3 separate regions of the Homo sapiens genome follow, and all the other regions are linked to region 3. The links are chromatin contacts, found by Hi-C or POLR2A ChIA-PET in ENCODE. All regions are on one chromosome and are shown on one strand. Each heading gives the region's core, a stretch centred on a gene start or an enhancer-like site at or near the end of the contact. The rest is flanking DNA. Distances are from core to core; before and after follow the strand shown. Region 1 holds the start of RBMS3-AS3 (RBMS3 antisense RNA 3). Region 2 holds the start of PDCD6IP-DT (PDCD6IP divergent transcript). Region 3 holds the start of STT3B (STT3 oligosaccharyltransferase complex catalytic subunit B).

Evidence for each region. A loop is a pair of places that touch in the nucleus more often than their neighbours do. ChIA-PET counts read pairs that join two places held with the same protein, here RNA polymerase II (POLR2A). Pooled maps may share reads with other maps.
Region 1: a pooled map shows a loop between it and region 3 (5-fold over the local background). The contact joins the promoter of RBMS3-AS3 here to the promoter of STT3B in region 3. A Hi-C loop is called at or near these places in 1 of 37 single-sample maps with no recorded cell type and 4 of 50 pooled maps. POLR2A ChIA-PET finds 5 or more read pairs at or near these places in 1 of 52 experiments (GM12878).
Region 2: a map of naive thymus-derived CD4-positive, alpha-beta T cell shows a loop between it and region 3 (10-fold over the local background). The contact joins the promoter of PDCD6IP-DT here to the promoter of STT3B in region 3. A Hi-C loop is called at or near these places in 1 of 168 maps with a recorded cell type or tissue (naive thymus-derived CD4-positive, alpha-beta T cell), 1 of 37 single-sample maps with no recorded cell type and 8 of 50 pooled maps. POLR2A ChIA-PET finds 5 or more read pairs at or near these places in 2 of 52 experiments (GM12878 and activated B cell).

What each region holds. Positions count from the first base shown.
Region 1 is chr3:29,279,060-29,283,569 of GRCh38, forward strand. It overlaps RBMS3-AS3 (RBMS3 antisense RNA 3), which reads right to left and starts at 1,880. Exons shown (of 3, transcript NR_109804.1): 1 at 1,672-1,880. It overlaps RBMS3 (RNA binding motif single stranded interacting protein 3), which reads left to right and starts at 2,012. Exons shown (of 15, transcript NM_001003793.3): 1 at 2,012-2,697. The coding sequence starts at 2,623. RefSeq lists an enhancer at 867-916.
Region 2 is chr3:33,795,581-33,799,896 of GRCh38, forward strand. It overlaps PDCD6IP-DT (PDCD6IP divergent transcript), which reads right to left and starts at 2,939. Exons shown (of 2, transcript NR_183731.1): 1 at 2,815-2,939; 2 at 1-2,442. PDCD6IP (programmed cell death 6 interacting protein) reads left to right here and starts at 3,050. Exons shown (of 18, transcript NM_013374.6): 1 at 3,050-3,357. The coding sequence starts at 3,149. RefSeq lists enhancers at 2,917-3,266, 3,213-3,746.
Region 3 is chr3:31,530,823-31,535,617 of GRCh38, forward strand. It overlaps STT3B (STT3 oligosaccharyltransferase complex catalytic subunit B), which reads left to right and starts at 2,103. Exons shown (of 16, transcript NM_178862.3): 1 at 2,103-2,490. The coding sequence starts at 2,177. RefSeq lists silencers at 1,426-1,685, 1,996-2,225, 2,256-2,385, 2,466-2,615 and enhancers at 1,786-1,925, 2,776-2,835, 4,275-4,776, 4,777-4,795.

The sequences.
Region 1 (4,510 bases), core at 630-3,129, 2.3 Mb before region 3:
TTTTTGGAAATATAAAGGCAAGTGAGAACAATGTGACCTCCTGCCCCCCTAGAGTTTAGAACATCATGGAAGAAACAAACAATAAGCAGGCAAATACATGTAGAATAAGCCTTCTATGAGGGCAAATATAAAGTGCAGCAGAGAAGGAAGGGTTTAGAGAAAGCTACTGTGAGGAGGTGATATCCATACTGAGACCTGAAGGACAGGCTGAAGGGTAAAAGAGGTGGAGATGGACTTGGGAGAGCACTCCAGGAAGAGGGAATGACAGAAGCCTCTGAGAGCATGTTCCTGTCCTGAAAGTAGCTCAGAGTGACTCCGGTATAGGATGTGAGGGGCAGAGTTGAAAGTCCGAGACTAGAGTAGAAAGCCAGGGCCAGACAGCTCGTCAAGTGTCCTGAAACCTATTCCAAAGAGTCAGGACTTTATTGTTTGAGAAACGTGACACCACTGGAGGATTTTTAAATCAGTGTCATTTTTAGTGTCTGATTCAGTGTACTGCCTTCAGCCAGGAGAGTTGGCAGTATTTCTATTTTATAGATGGGACAACTGAGGCCCCAAATAATACATTTAAGAGATAGGTGGGGTTGATTTAATATTCTCAATCACCATGTTGTCAGGGCCTCCTAACTCTTACCCTCTCACCCTCCATCCTTCCTTCCTTCTGATTGTTATTCTTGTCAAAAGTAAAACATAAAACTATTTACCTGCCATCCTTATTTTTATCCAAGGAACACGTATGCACTCACACAGCTTCCAGAAACCAGTTCCCCTCGGTGGAAGCCAGTTGCTTTAGGGGTGGTGCGGCTTGTATGTGGATGGACACCATGTGTGCACTGAGCCCAAATTCTCTGTTCTTCTTGACTAGGAAGCTGGATTTGTACCAGGGACCTTTTATCTAAATAGGAGACTCTGGGCTCAGGAGAACAGAGCCGACTTGACAAAGTAGAAAAGAGCTCAGTATTGGTCTGCCCACGCTTTGGGCATGCGTGAGCACTCGCAGCAAAACACAGCTGGCACATCTAATTTTAGCCTCGCCCGCCTTGAAAAGGGACCCTTTAAGGAAATATATTTTATCTGAAACAATTTGTATTATAATGTAGCAGCTGATAGACATGACAGAATATTATCATTGGTGGGAAAAAACTCTGCCAAGCAATTATGATTTTTGTTCTTTTTTTTTTAGATGATATCAGTAAAGTGATTAAAGCATCAATGCAACAAAATAATCATAAAGAGAGAGACAATGGGAGAAACAGATTTTATCTGTAAAATATCTGACGAACCTAAGGGGTCACTTCCTTTGATTTTTTTTTTTTTTTTTTTTACAAAATGGATGTATTTTAAAAAAGTTATTATTTTTGATATGTTCAGTTGATCAGTCCAATCTGATGACATGTGGCATTAATAGTAGTCCTGGAGTAGACCCTAAAATTTCTTCAATACTTAACATCCACCAAGTTTTCCAGGTAGTAAAAGGTTAGTTTCTCAATCAGCTCTTGGATGCGTCTGGCTCTAGCGTGTTAACAGATTTTGAAAGCATCCGGGACTTACTTTTTTCCCCTTTAACCAGCAAGGTTAGTTCCCCTGCCTTTATTTCTTTTCCTTTCTCCTCCTTCCTTCTTTCGTCCTCTCTTCCCTCTCTTCTGTGTTTTGTTTAGCAGTGTGGCTTACCTTGGAACTTGGCAAAAAGAGGAACAAAAAGCAGCTCTTGTGTGGGGTAGATGGAGGAGGGATAAGAAATAATCCACCGCCCGCATTTGAGTTCTTCAGGTTCAGTTCCAGCGGCAGCAGCGTTGCTGCAAAAATCGCTTGCTATTCGAGATAGCCAGCAGAGGGAATCGGAACTTTGCTTGCAGCAGGGGTTGAAGCAGCCTTTTTTTTTTTTTTTCTTGGAGGAAATACTGCAGCCTTCTGGACTGCGTACGCTGCTCCCTGGAGAGGCTCTCTCGGTTCCACCCACCGGCTGGAAGGAGGGGAAGTGAATGAAAGGACAGGACAAGCCCCGAACACCATGTCACTCTGGGAGGGAGACAGCAGCAACTAAGCTGTACAAGGTTTTTTTTTTTTTTTTTTCTTCCTTTTTTTCTTTTTTTTTTTCTTTTTCCCCTTTCTTTTTCTTTCTTTCTTTCTTTTTCTTTCTTTCTTTCTCTTTCTCTCTCTCTTTTTTCTTTTTCTTTAAGGTGGGGAAAGAGACAACCAAGAGACAGGAAGCTGATCTGCAAGGATTCGGAGTTGTGCTAAAAGGACTTTGATTTTTTTCCCCCTTTACGAACGCTGGCAATTGACATCACTACAGACAGCCTGGTTAGAGAACAAACTGCCTCATCCCAAGTGGACCCCGGCAGCTGGGGGAAGCCAGGCAAGATCTGGGAAGGCTGTGTGTGGGTGTTTTTTCTACAGATCTCACTCCTCGCCCTTTTTTTTTTTCCTTTGGTGTGTGTTTTTTGTTTTGTTTTGTTTTTTAAAAAAATTCTTGCTGTGTTGGAACTAGCGAGTGGTGGAGTCTCTGAAGCCTCATCAGTCACCGGGACTGTCAGGAATAGTGGTTTAAGAGGAAGCTCGGCCTGGGGCACTATACCCTGTCATCCAGTTCCCTGCCTCGGAGATAAAGATTCCAGCTACATGGGCAAACGCCTGGATCAGCCACAAATGTACCCCCAGTACACTTACTACTATCCTCATTATCTCCAAACCAAGGTATGGCTTGACCCACGGTCTGGCGATCAGCGTGGTATCGTTCTGCACTTGGGATGGGAAACAGACAGGCGTGTGAATTATTAGTTAACCCCCACCCCCATCACTTCTTCCTGCTTCTTTGAAATTAGTGACATACCAATGGAGTTAATGAGGCAGAGGAAGACATAAGAAGAAAGCAGCAAACCCGGAATTGTAGCTTTCTCTTTAAGGAGAGATAATAGTTTCACTTGAGTTCAGTTTCTTTGTTGTTATTTGGCAGCATAAATGGTCCTGATATCAGGAACGTCTTTTGCAGATGGGCACGGTTTTTAGAAAGCAGATCACAACAGTGATTACCAGGCACAAGAATATAATTTCAGGGGCTTTTCTGGTGAGCTGTTCTTTGATTGTGGCTCTAAAAGGGTTTTTCCCACTGGATAGGACGTGCAACGGTGGGGGTAACTCAAACTTTTAATCGCAGGGTATAGAATGAAAGAAGGGTGTGAGAAGGTATAGGGCTCCTACCAGAGTCTCTGAGAGTTTATTTTTATTTTTAATTTGCCTTGCCTATTTTATTTTATGTTGAGGATGATCAGCATGCTACAGACTGCTTTACAATAGATGTTCTTTACTTTTAGAAGATCTATTTTTCTGTGTAGCTGCCATGAGGAGGCCTGAGTCTTGAAAAGGAATGAAATGTAACTGATCATAATTGGACTTGAATTGGTTAAATACTTTAGGCTTTATGTGTGTGTGTCAAATGACCATTAGGGGCCCAGAGGCAAGCCCACGTAAGTAAGCAGTGGGCAGTACCTACCCTGAACTTTATCCTGCAGTTAAGACATGAAAGACTCTCAGGTGTGAAATCACTGCTCCGATTTGTCAATTAAATTGGACTTGATTAGGGGGAAAACATGTTAGCGGAGTGACCACCTCGAGTGTACGGGTGATATTATTTTGTATTGCATTAGCATTAGCCAGACTCCACCGTCTCCTTAATAAATAAATATGCCGAGAGTGAACAAGGCGTGCCTGAATGATCTATGCTGTCACCAGGACTCGGTGATGTGATTAGGGTTAGGTAATTCATGCTGTAGTTATCTGTCATTTATTTTGTCTCGTCCAGCAACGCCTATTTGTAAACCAGACTGGGAAGCAGACTTTCAGTATTATACAAAAGATTATTGCTTTGTTTTTTTCTTTTTCAATTGCTTTGTAATCCACCCTGCCCCTCCAAGGTCGACTCACACTGCTATTTGCCTTTGTGAGCATTTAGTTTGTGCTGCTGATGCTTAAATAGACTAGCCCTCCTGCTCGGTGCCTTAAGTTTTAACTCTTTGGGGGTGTTAGGTTGAGAATGCTGCCTGCCATTCCTCAAGGAAATGGCAGAGCAAGGACAAGTTAAAAGGGGAAAATTTACAGTCATTTCTCATGCCTCAACAAAACAAAAACAATAAACTCAAAGGTTGCATGAAAAATATCAGACATTCCATCCCTTTTACTCATTTGGCTACATTTTTCCAAGTGTTTCAAAAATTACACTTTGTTTCGGGTCCTTGTTTTCTACTATGGTATATATTCAGAAAAGAAACTTTAGATTGAAATGAATAACATAATTGTTTTTCTGTTTGAGACTTCTTTTAACCTATTACTAACAGGAAATAGTGAATGTTATGCACATTTTTTCAAAGACACAGGCTGCTGGATGAGCTATACTAGTAGAAAGTGTGTGCGAGAGAGAGAAAGATGGGGGGTAAAGAGAGAGAGTGGAGTAGTGAGGGAAAAGAGAGGAGCCTGAAAAATAGGGAGATTGTAGATATCTGTTTTGGAGTTC
Region 2 (4,316 bases), core at 1,689-4,188, 2.3 Mb after region 3:
TTGGCCTATTGCCTAATTAGCTGGAGTGCTTGTTGTTGGTGAAAGTGTGTTATTTTGGAAGTAGAGAATATATTTTATATATATATATTTTTTTTTTTTACAAGGGTGAAACTTATTTAATGATATTTATTGAATGCCTGCTATACCAAGTGCTAGAGATGCATCAGTATACAAAACACACAATTTTTGCCCTCATGGAGCTTACATTTTAGTGGGGAAGTCAGATAAAAATTATATCAACAAACAAAATACTTGCAAGTTAGGGTAAGTGTTATGAAGGAACTAATGGCTGCGCTAGAGGTTAACAAGGGAGGGAATCTACTTTAGATAGTATGATGATGAGGAGAGGAGACCTTTCAACTGAGATATGAAGAAAGGGAGAAAACATTCTAGGTCACATGAGGCAAGAAAGATCTTGGTGTGTTTGAGAAACTAAAAAGACCATTGTGACTCAGTGGTAACAAATGAGGAACAAGAGGCAAAATATGAAGTTGCAGAGAAAGATCATCATGTTGTGGCAGGGAGTTTGGTTTTCATTCCAAGCCATCAGATAGTATCACCTTAATCTTCCTTTGGTCAATGCCACAAAACTAACCACATCTATGTTAACTTTCTTTTCTCCGCCATCTGCCTCAACAAATGTCATGTCCCTCATCTTTCTGATGGCTAATCACTCCCTTTGTATCCTCCCTCCTCTGGTTACCCTTTCTCCTCTTTTCATATACTTTGCTTCTTCGTTATCTTCCCAATGGGTCAGTCCTGTCAACCAACCTACAAGACACCACCCATCCCCCACCCTCTTCCATGGGTTATCAACTGGTAATGATTCTACTAACCACTCAGATGTTCAGGCCCCAAAACCAGGACCTATCTTGACCACTCTCTTTTCTTTACTTTCCTATGCAGTTCATTGGTAAATTCTTCAGTTTTAAACTCAAAGATATTATCAGTTTGGTTCACTCTTGCTAATGTTAGCTTTCCTGATTTCGTCTTGATTTCTGAAATGGTCTCATGATTTGCCTCCTTGCCTCCATTCTTTCCTTCCTCTAATTTTTTCTTTATGCATCAGCCAAGGGTGGCTACTTATTTTAACATAGAATAGCTTAATTAAAATAAACAAAAATTTTTATAAATTGTGGTAAAATAGGCCGGGTGCAGTGGCTCACGCCTGTAATCCCAGCACTTTGGGAGGCTAAAGCGGGTGGATCACTTGAGGCCAGGAGTTCGAGACCAGCCGGGCCAACATCGCGAAATCCAGTCTCTATTAAAAATACAAAAATTAGCCAGGCATGTGGTGTGCACCTGTAGTCCCAGCTACTCAGAAGGCTGAGGCAGGAGAATAGCTTGAACCTGGGAGGTGGAGGTTGCAGTGGGCTGAGATTGTGCCACTGCACTCCAGCCTGGGTGACAGAGTGAGACTCTTTCTAAAAAAAAAAAAATTGTGGTAAAATAAACTTTTACTATAATGAAAGTAGTCTATGTGCTGCAAAAGTTACAATGAAAAAGATAGGCAAACACAAAGAAAAAAATACACATTTCCACTTCCAAAGATTACCAATACTAACACCTTAGGGTATAAGCCCACTATTTTTTTAGTTGTACATAAATACATATATGTGCATTTTTAAACCAAAATGAGATGCTGTAACATACTATTTCGTGACTTGCTCTTTTCAGTTAATGATCTTTTCCATGGCAATACAGTTCTATTTTATCCAATACTCAGTCCATCTACATTCATATTTCTTTAATGGTCCTGAAAATGCATTTTATAGACAGTCTGTTCAAACCAGGATCCAATTCAAACTGTTATGTCCCTTAAATTTCTTTTCATAAAGCAGTTGCTTTTATCATGACAAATTGTTGAAGAGATGGGCCAGTTATCCTGCAGAATGTTTCACCTTCTGGATCTGTCTAGTTACTTCCTCTGGCATCATTTAGTTTGTTCATCTATCTGTTGTATTTTTTATAAACTGTGTTAGATGCAAAGGCTTGACAGATTCAAGTTAAATATTTTTGCCTGGAATATACCATGATGATACTGTATACTACATCCCATCAAAAGACAAACTATCCGATTGAGCTACAACGTGGCCTTTAAAAAATGTAAATTATAAGTGTATATAGCTTCCTCTGCATTTATTATACAATACTAAACAAATTCTTCAACTTGGACAACAAGTTTCTGAATGATTTGATGCCTGCTTACTCATCCAACTTTATTCCATCCCATTCTATTTGTTTTTAAAGGTCTTGTCACATGTTTCGTTTCTAGTCCTGAAACATGGTTAAGTGCTTGCCTCCTAGGGCCTCTGCCGCAGGCTTTTGGTTTGGAGGCTCTCCTTTGCCACTCCACCCCTCTCCACTCTTCTCCTCTTCTGATATCAAGCATCTTCTCAAATTACAGGTGTCGTTTTTAATTTATTTAAAATTTTGTTCTTTCTACAAAACAGCAACCAGAGACACAGGTTCATTTTCAGTTAACCTACTCGGAGAAAACCTACTTTATCTTATTTAAATTAGGGTCCTCCAAGCGATCTTAACATCTCCTAAGTCCCAAGCACCCTGTTTTTTTCCTGATACTTTTTCCGTTTACCTTAAGGTCTGTGTCAACCTGACAGTAAGCTGCACGATGGCAGGGGTCTTGCCTACTAGGTTCCCTGTGCACAGCAGCCCGTCAACAGTAGTTGAATAAACATCATAGGTCACAATAACCCTGGGACTGCCTCTTGGGGAGGTAGCCGCAAACTCTCGCAGGTGGCAGTGACACCAGTACTTCTCCGGGGGGTTGTTCGAGTGGAGGAATACTCTTACGTGAAAGTGCTCAGTACACCACTGCGGCAGGAAGGAGGAAGGGAAGAATTCCAGATGGGGAGAAAGTAATATTTTGCAGCACAGTACAGGGTAAACTGGGTCCAGGTGGGCGTAGCCGCCGCGACACCTTCACGTGACCGCGGACAGCTTAAGGACCCCGCATCCAGTGCGCCTGCGCTGGAGCTCCCGGAAGTTGCCGGACCCGGAACGCAGGCGGAGCGCAAGTCTGTCAGCCAGTCAGTCCGCCAGTCCGCCAGCCCAGTACCTCTCTCTCCTCGGCCCTCGTAAGCTGTCCGCGGTCTGTTTGGCCCGAACGGCGGCGGAGGCGCTGATCATGGCGACATTCATCTCGGTGCAGCTGAAAAAGACCTCAGAGGTGGACCTGGCCAAGCCGCTGGTGAAGTTCATCCAGCAGACTTACCCAAGCGGCGGGGAAGAGCAGGCCCAGTACTGCCGCGCGGCGGAGGAGCTCAGCAAGCTGCGCCGCGCCGCAGTCGGTCGTCCGCTGGACAAGCACGAGGGCGCGCTCGAGACGCTCCTGAGGTGGGCGCGGGGCTGGGAGTGGGTAGGTTGTCTGCCAGCCGTCGCTCGCCGCTCCTCTTCCCGTCTCCCCCCTTCCTTCAATCCTGTAACCTGGGCGGAGCCGCCCCGTCCCGGCCTGACCAGGCGCGTAGGTGTGGTCTGCATTCTTTGCTGGTGAGCAGGACCCGCCCTGCAGGCCCGCTGTGACTGCCCGCTTGTCCTGCCTGCACGTCTGCTCTAGCCCTTGGTCGGCGAGGGCTCCGTGGATCAGATACCTGGGAGCAGCAGTCTGCCCTGTACTGATCTCTTTTGCCACATTTACTTAGAACTAGTCTTCACTTTTTTGGGTCTCTAACTGAAGCTTCCCCTTTCGCCCCATTTTTCCATCACTGTCTTTCTTGGGCCACATTTTGATTTCATAATAGTAGTTGCTTGAAGGCAGTGGGGGAAGTGGGGGAATTGGGACACTGGACCAAATGTCTGATCAGCTCATCACATTGTCCACATGAAATGGACCGTCTTCCTCAGTTCAAAATAATCAAATGATAGATGGAGAATTCTGAAAGTTAGGAGCTACAACTATTTGAAATAAAACTCTAGTTACATAGTTGAACCGTTCAAGGTAGGTTGTTTAAAAGCAGTTTGTTCACAAACAGATATATACACAGTAGAGTAAATTTGTTATTTTAGCAAACGCTTATTTAGCTCATGCTGATTTAATGAGGGTTCCTTTCATGATACTTAATAGTTATAAGAACATTTTTTACGATTTTATAGTTAAACATTTCTTTTGCATACCTTGTTAATCTCGTTTTCTCCGTATAGTATATTCTACTTGTTTCACAGGAGAATCACAATTGTATTCCAATCCAAGTAGCAGAAACCCAGGCTAAACTAGCTTGAGCTAAGAAAAGACTTATTCTGCCGGGCGCGGTGGCTCACGCCTGTAATCCCAGCACTTTGGGAGGCCGAGGCGGGCG
Region 3 (4,795 bases), core at 853-3,352:
CAGCCAAAACAGGAAGCAAAAGAAGATAACGTAGAACTTACTAGGGAATAGATACACAAAGACAATAAAATAGAAATATCCAAACAAATTAAAATAAAAACACAAATTTTATTTTAGACTGATAAAACTTTGGTTCAGGGAACACAGACAAAAATCCTCTGCTGTCATTTCAGCATGTACCGTTTGGGCTATGAGGAAAAGCATGTCATCTTTCTCTGTATAACAGAGGCAGTTAATATTTTATCCTAATTCTCATTAAAATGTGTACGTTCAATAAATGTCGGCTATTAAACTGTTGGTGAGAAAGTCTATTTCTGGAAACCTTTTCATTATTTCCTTAATAAGACTATTTATGGTTTTTTTAAGGAAACAAGACAAAACGTAACCACTTAGCAGGTTAAAAGGGTAGCTGGAGTTGCCTTACTTTCAAGGAGCTACCTCAAAATAACTAGGGTTCATTTATCTAATATTTTAAGACTTCTATTAATATTGAAACACAATTTGTAGTTAAAGAGAAAAATTTAAATCACCTAAGAAAATAATTCAGGGCCTTTATAGTTTTACATTAATATGCCCTTTAATATCCAGATGTTACTTACCTAATAAAATGTACAATTAGCTGTGAATTGACATGAACAAGTATTTACTGAGCACCGATTACGCCGAAAGCTCCGTACTTTCTATGGGGTTTATATAAGAGCAATTCGAGTCTCCCCACTACCTCACTTAGTTTAAGCTCATTTTGCCCTGAGTTTATCTGGTAGCACTTTATTTTAGCGGACAAGGAGGGAAGTGGGGAAAGGAAAGGAATTATAAAAATACAAGGTAGACGTGCACAAGAACCTTCGTTCTATTATTATTTAGTAAAGTGAGAACTGGAAACAGCTTAACGTCCAGGGTAAGTTAGTTTCACTCACTCGACGGAATGTATGCAGCCGTTAATGTATTTCTGCATTTTCCCATATTTCCAGTGAACATACAGTACTTTCGCAATTCGGAGTACAAACGAAAAAGGGCGAGAGAAGGTCGCATTTTGCCTGCCGGAGCTAGGGGCGCGCTTGCCGGTTCCAACGAGTTTTCGGTGTCGGAAAACTTGTCTTTGCTCACATTCTCGGATTCCCGCGGCCGCAGAAGCCGGAGGCGGGACGTGAAGGGCAATGAGCAAGGTAGGCTGTGTCACTGCCGCCGCGGGCTCACTCGCAGCGCCAGCCGAGGAGCGCCACGGGCTGCTGAACCCCTCGGCCCGACCCACGCGCCGAGGGCTAGGATAATGCGCCTGCGCGGCCGTCACGTGGTGAGGGCTCCGCGCAAAGCGGGTTAAAAGTCACGACCGCGGAGAGCCCGCGAGCGTCCTGCTGGTCGGTGCGGCGCTTTCCGCGTCCTTTAAGACGAGTTTGACCGAGGCCGCTCCGCAGTTCCCGCCCCTCGGCCCAGCTCAGCTCCATGAACCTAGCGGAGCCGCCTAGTACCCTTTCTCGCCGACCGCACAGGCGCGCGAAACCGCGTCTTTCAACTGACAATGAAGCCGTAGCCGCGCAGCTCGGCCACTCCGGGCGAATCGGCGCGAGGCCGGGATGGTGGGGGGGAGGGGGAGACGGTTGGGTCAAGCTCCGCCCCAGCTCGCGCCCCTATTGGTGGGCGCAGCGGTTCTGGGCCCGCCCCCTAACGGACCTGTCGCTTTGTGACAGGCGGAGGGGCCAGTTCCTGTCGGGCCGGAGGCGGAGTCAGAGGTTGCTTGAGCTCCGCCCGGACTCCAGGGGGCTCCTCCCCCTGCTCCTTTCGGCTGGGCGGGCGGCGGGCTAGAGAGGGAATGTCATTGCTTCTCAGAGCCGTGGTGCCGCCTCCGTCTGCTGCTTCTTTCCTGGCGCCCTCGTCCCGTCGGCTTTCGCCGCCGCCGCCGCAGCTGCACTGGGGATACGGATGGCTAGTGGGGCGCCGGGGCCATCTGGGTTGAGAGAGCGGCGATTGCGGCCGCTGCTGAGGCGGAGACTCCCCGCCGCCGCTTCCTCCACCCCCAGTCCGCCGGCCTCGCGGCGCTGAGGGCGGGAGCGCGCAGAGCTCTTCCCTCCTCCTTTTTCTTCCTCCTCCTCCTCCTCCTCCGGGTCCCCGCCCAGCACCCCTCGCACCAGGCGGCGGCGGCGGAGGAGGAGAGCTAGACCCGCCGCCGGGGCACAACATGGCGGAGCCCTCGGCCCCGGAGAGCAAGCACAAGTCGTCCCTCAACTCGTCCCCGTGGAGTGGCCTCATGGCCCTGGGAAACAGCCGGCACGGCCACCACGGGCCCGGGGCCCAGTGCGCGCACAAGGCGGCGGGCGGCGCGGCGCCGCCGAAGCCGGCCCCGGCGGGGCTGTCCGGGGGGCTGTCGCAGCCGGCTGGGTGGCAGTCGCTTCTCTCCTTCACCATCCTCTTCCTGGCCTGGCTTGCCGGCTTCAGCTCGCGCCTCTTCGCCGTCATCCGCTTCGAAAGCATCATCCACGAGTTCGACCCGTGGTAAGTGCCTCGCCGCCCCTCCCCCGCCCGTGGCCCGCGGGGAACCGGGACCCGCTCCTCCGCCCGCCGCAGCTCTCCTCGACTTGGCCCCGCGCCGCCGCGGAGCCCCGCTCGCGTCCTGGCTGAGGCCGGCGCGGATCCCGGAGCTCCGGGCGCGCCCCCTGCCCGTGGGCGAAGTTTGCCCCGTGCAGCCTGAGGCGGGGCGTCGGGGTCCAGGAGCGAAACCTTGATTCTCGGCCGGGCTAGTGTGAAGACTGCCAGGAGTGTGGATGCAGCCGCCGGGAGTGTGGGTGCAGCCGCCGGGAGTGTGGGTGCAGTCCCTCGCAGCCCGCTTTGGTCGCTGAGTCCGGACCCGCCACGCCAGGAGGCGGCAGGTAGCTCCTCCGCGGACTGTCGGTCGATTCCCCGCCCTCCTCGCCCGCTGCTTTCGCGTTCTTTCATATTTGCGGGCGCGTTTTTGCTAGTTCAGACGGAATCGGCCAGGGGGGCTGCCCTGTTGCCGCTGGAGGTGGGTCCAGATGTGCCGGAACCCCGGCTGCTCACCCTTGCAGTTTTACGCTTTTACTGTTTCTTTTTATGCTCTCATGATACGAGAAGGGAAAAGGAGAGTGAATGGCGTGTTGGAGGGAAGGAAATAATACCCCTGAAAGTGATCTGAAAGCTAGCTACTCTTATTTATTTATCATTAGGTATTTTAAAGAGTGGCTTTTTTTCAGAGCTCTTAAGTGCACTCAGCACCTTACTGTTTCACTATCGTCTTGGGTTGCTTTTTAGAACAAGATCCTTACCCTGTTAGCCACTGTCACCCTTAGTGTGTTATGCACAGTATCTGAAAGCATTGCATTAGTTCCTTTATTGGTCTGCAGGAAGGTTTGTGGATAAGAGCAAACAGTACCACGGTGATGGGAGTCCTAGATTGTAATACCGAAGTTGCACATGGTGTAAGGGACTGACCTGAATGTTTTAGGAAATTACCCCACTCTTAACAACACTAGCTAACTTAGACACTACATTGGTCTGTGAATTATCTAGATGGAAAGATTGCTTTAACTTTTTTTTCGCAACTTGCCCAACCCGAGTTAGGATTTTTCCCCCTGAGTTAGGATTTTCCCCTCTGAGAGTATGCCTTTTAAACTAGTGTTATCTTATTGACCTGTCAACCTTGAGTTAATCTTACTTCCTCACAGTTAGACCTAATTAAATTTCAGGATATTTGTTTCATCATTTGAGATTCAAAGAGAGAGAGTCTTTTTTGAGAGTTACTAACTATATAGATAATAAGTGTTCGGGTGGAGGGGGGCAGTAACTTACCTGTATAGTAATATACCAGATTTAAGTTCTGCATTATGGAGAGAAAAATTGGTACTGCAACATCTATTGAACACCAGAGGGGCCCACTCATGGACAATTCAATTTAGATCAGTTAATTACTGTGACAGTCTTCCATGAAATGTTTTCATTCCATTTTAGAAGTTTTGATTTTGTTTTCTAACACTAGTTTTTTTAAAAAATAACCTTTTTGTTAACGTGCAATCACAGAAGAAAATATGTTAGTGTAGACTATTTATGAGCCTAAGAATACCTGTGAAGGCTTATTGACACAATATTATTAGGTGGTCTTGTTTTGAAATACTTAAGCAAGTTAGATAAAAATGAAATTGGAACCAGAAAATGAAAACTAGTATTTACTGGACAATATGAAAAGAGAAAGTTCTCTTTTCAGATTAAAATAGCAGAAATGCATGGTTGACCAAACATTTCAGGTAACAAAATTGTGAATATTTCCATAGTAACATTTTTACAAATGGAAGGCTAACGACTGTTTAATAGTAACTCTGGGGCTGAAATTAAAGATTGCAGAAAAATTCACTACTGAATGATGAGATTTTGGTCATTTTTCCTTAAGATTAGAAATCTGCATCAAGTCAGCCAAAGATCCCCACTAAAATTGAGTAATGCAATAATGAAAAGGCTCAACAAGTAAAGTGGCTAATATTTTTATTTTTTATTTTTTATTTTTATTATTTTTTTTTTTTTAGTGTAGCTAAGTATTAAAAGTTTTCTTTTTCCAGCTTCAGTAGTGTGGTTGGAGGGCATAATTCTTTTTCATGCACATGAAAATATGTTTTGGTCGGGCGCGGTGGCTCACGCCTGTAATCCCAGCACTTCGGAAAGCCGAGGCAGGTGGATCACCTGAGGTCAGGAGTTCGAGACCAGCCTGGCCAACATGGTGAAACCCCCTCTCTACTAAAAATACAAAAATTAGCCGGGAGTGGTGTCGGGCGCCTGTAATCCAGCTACTTGG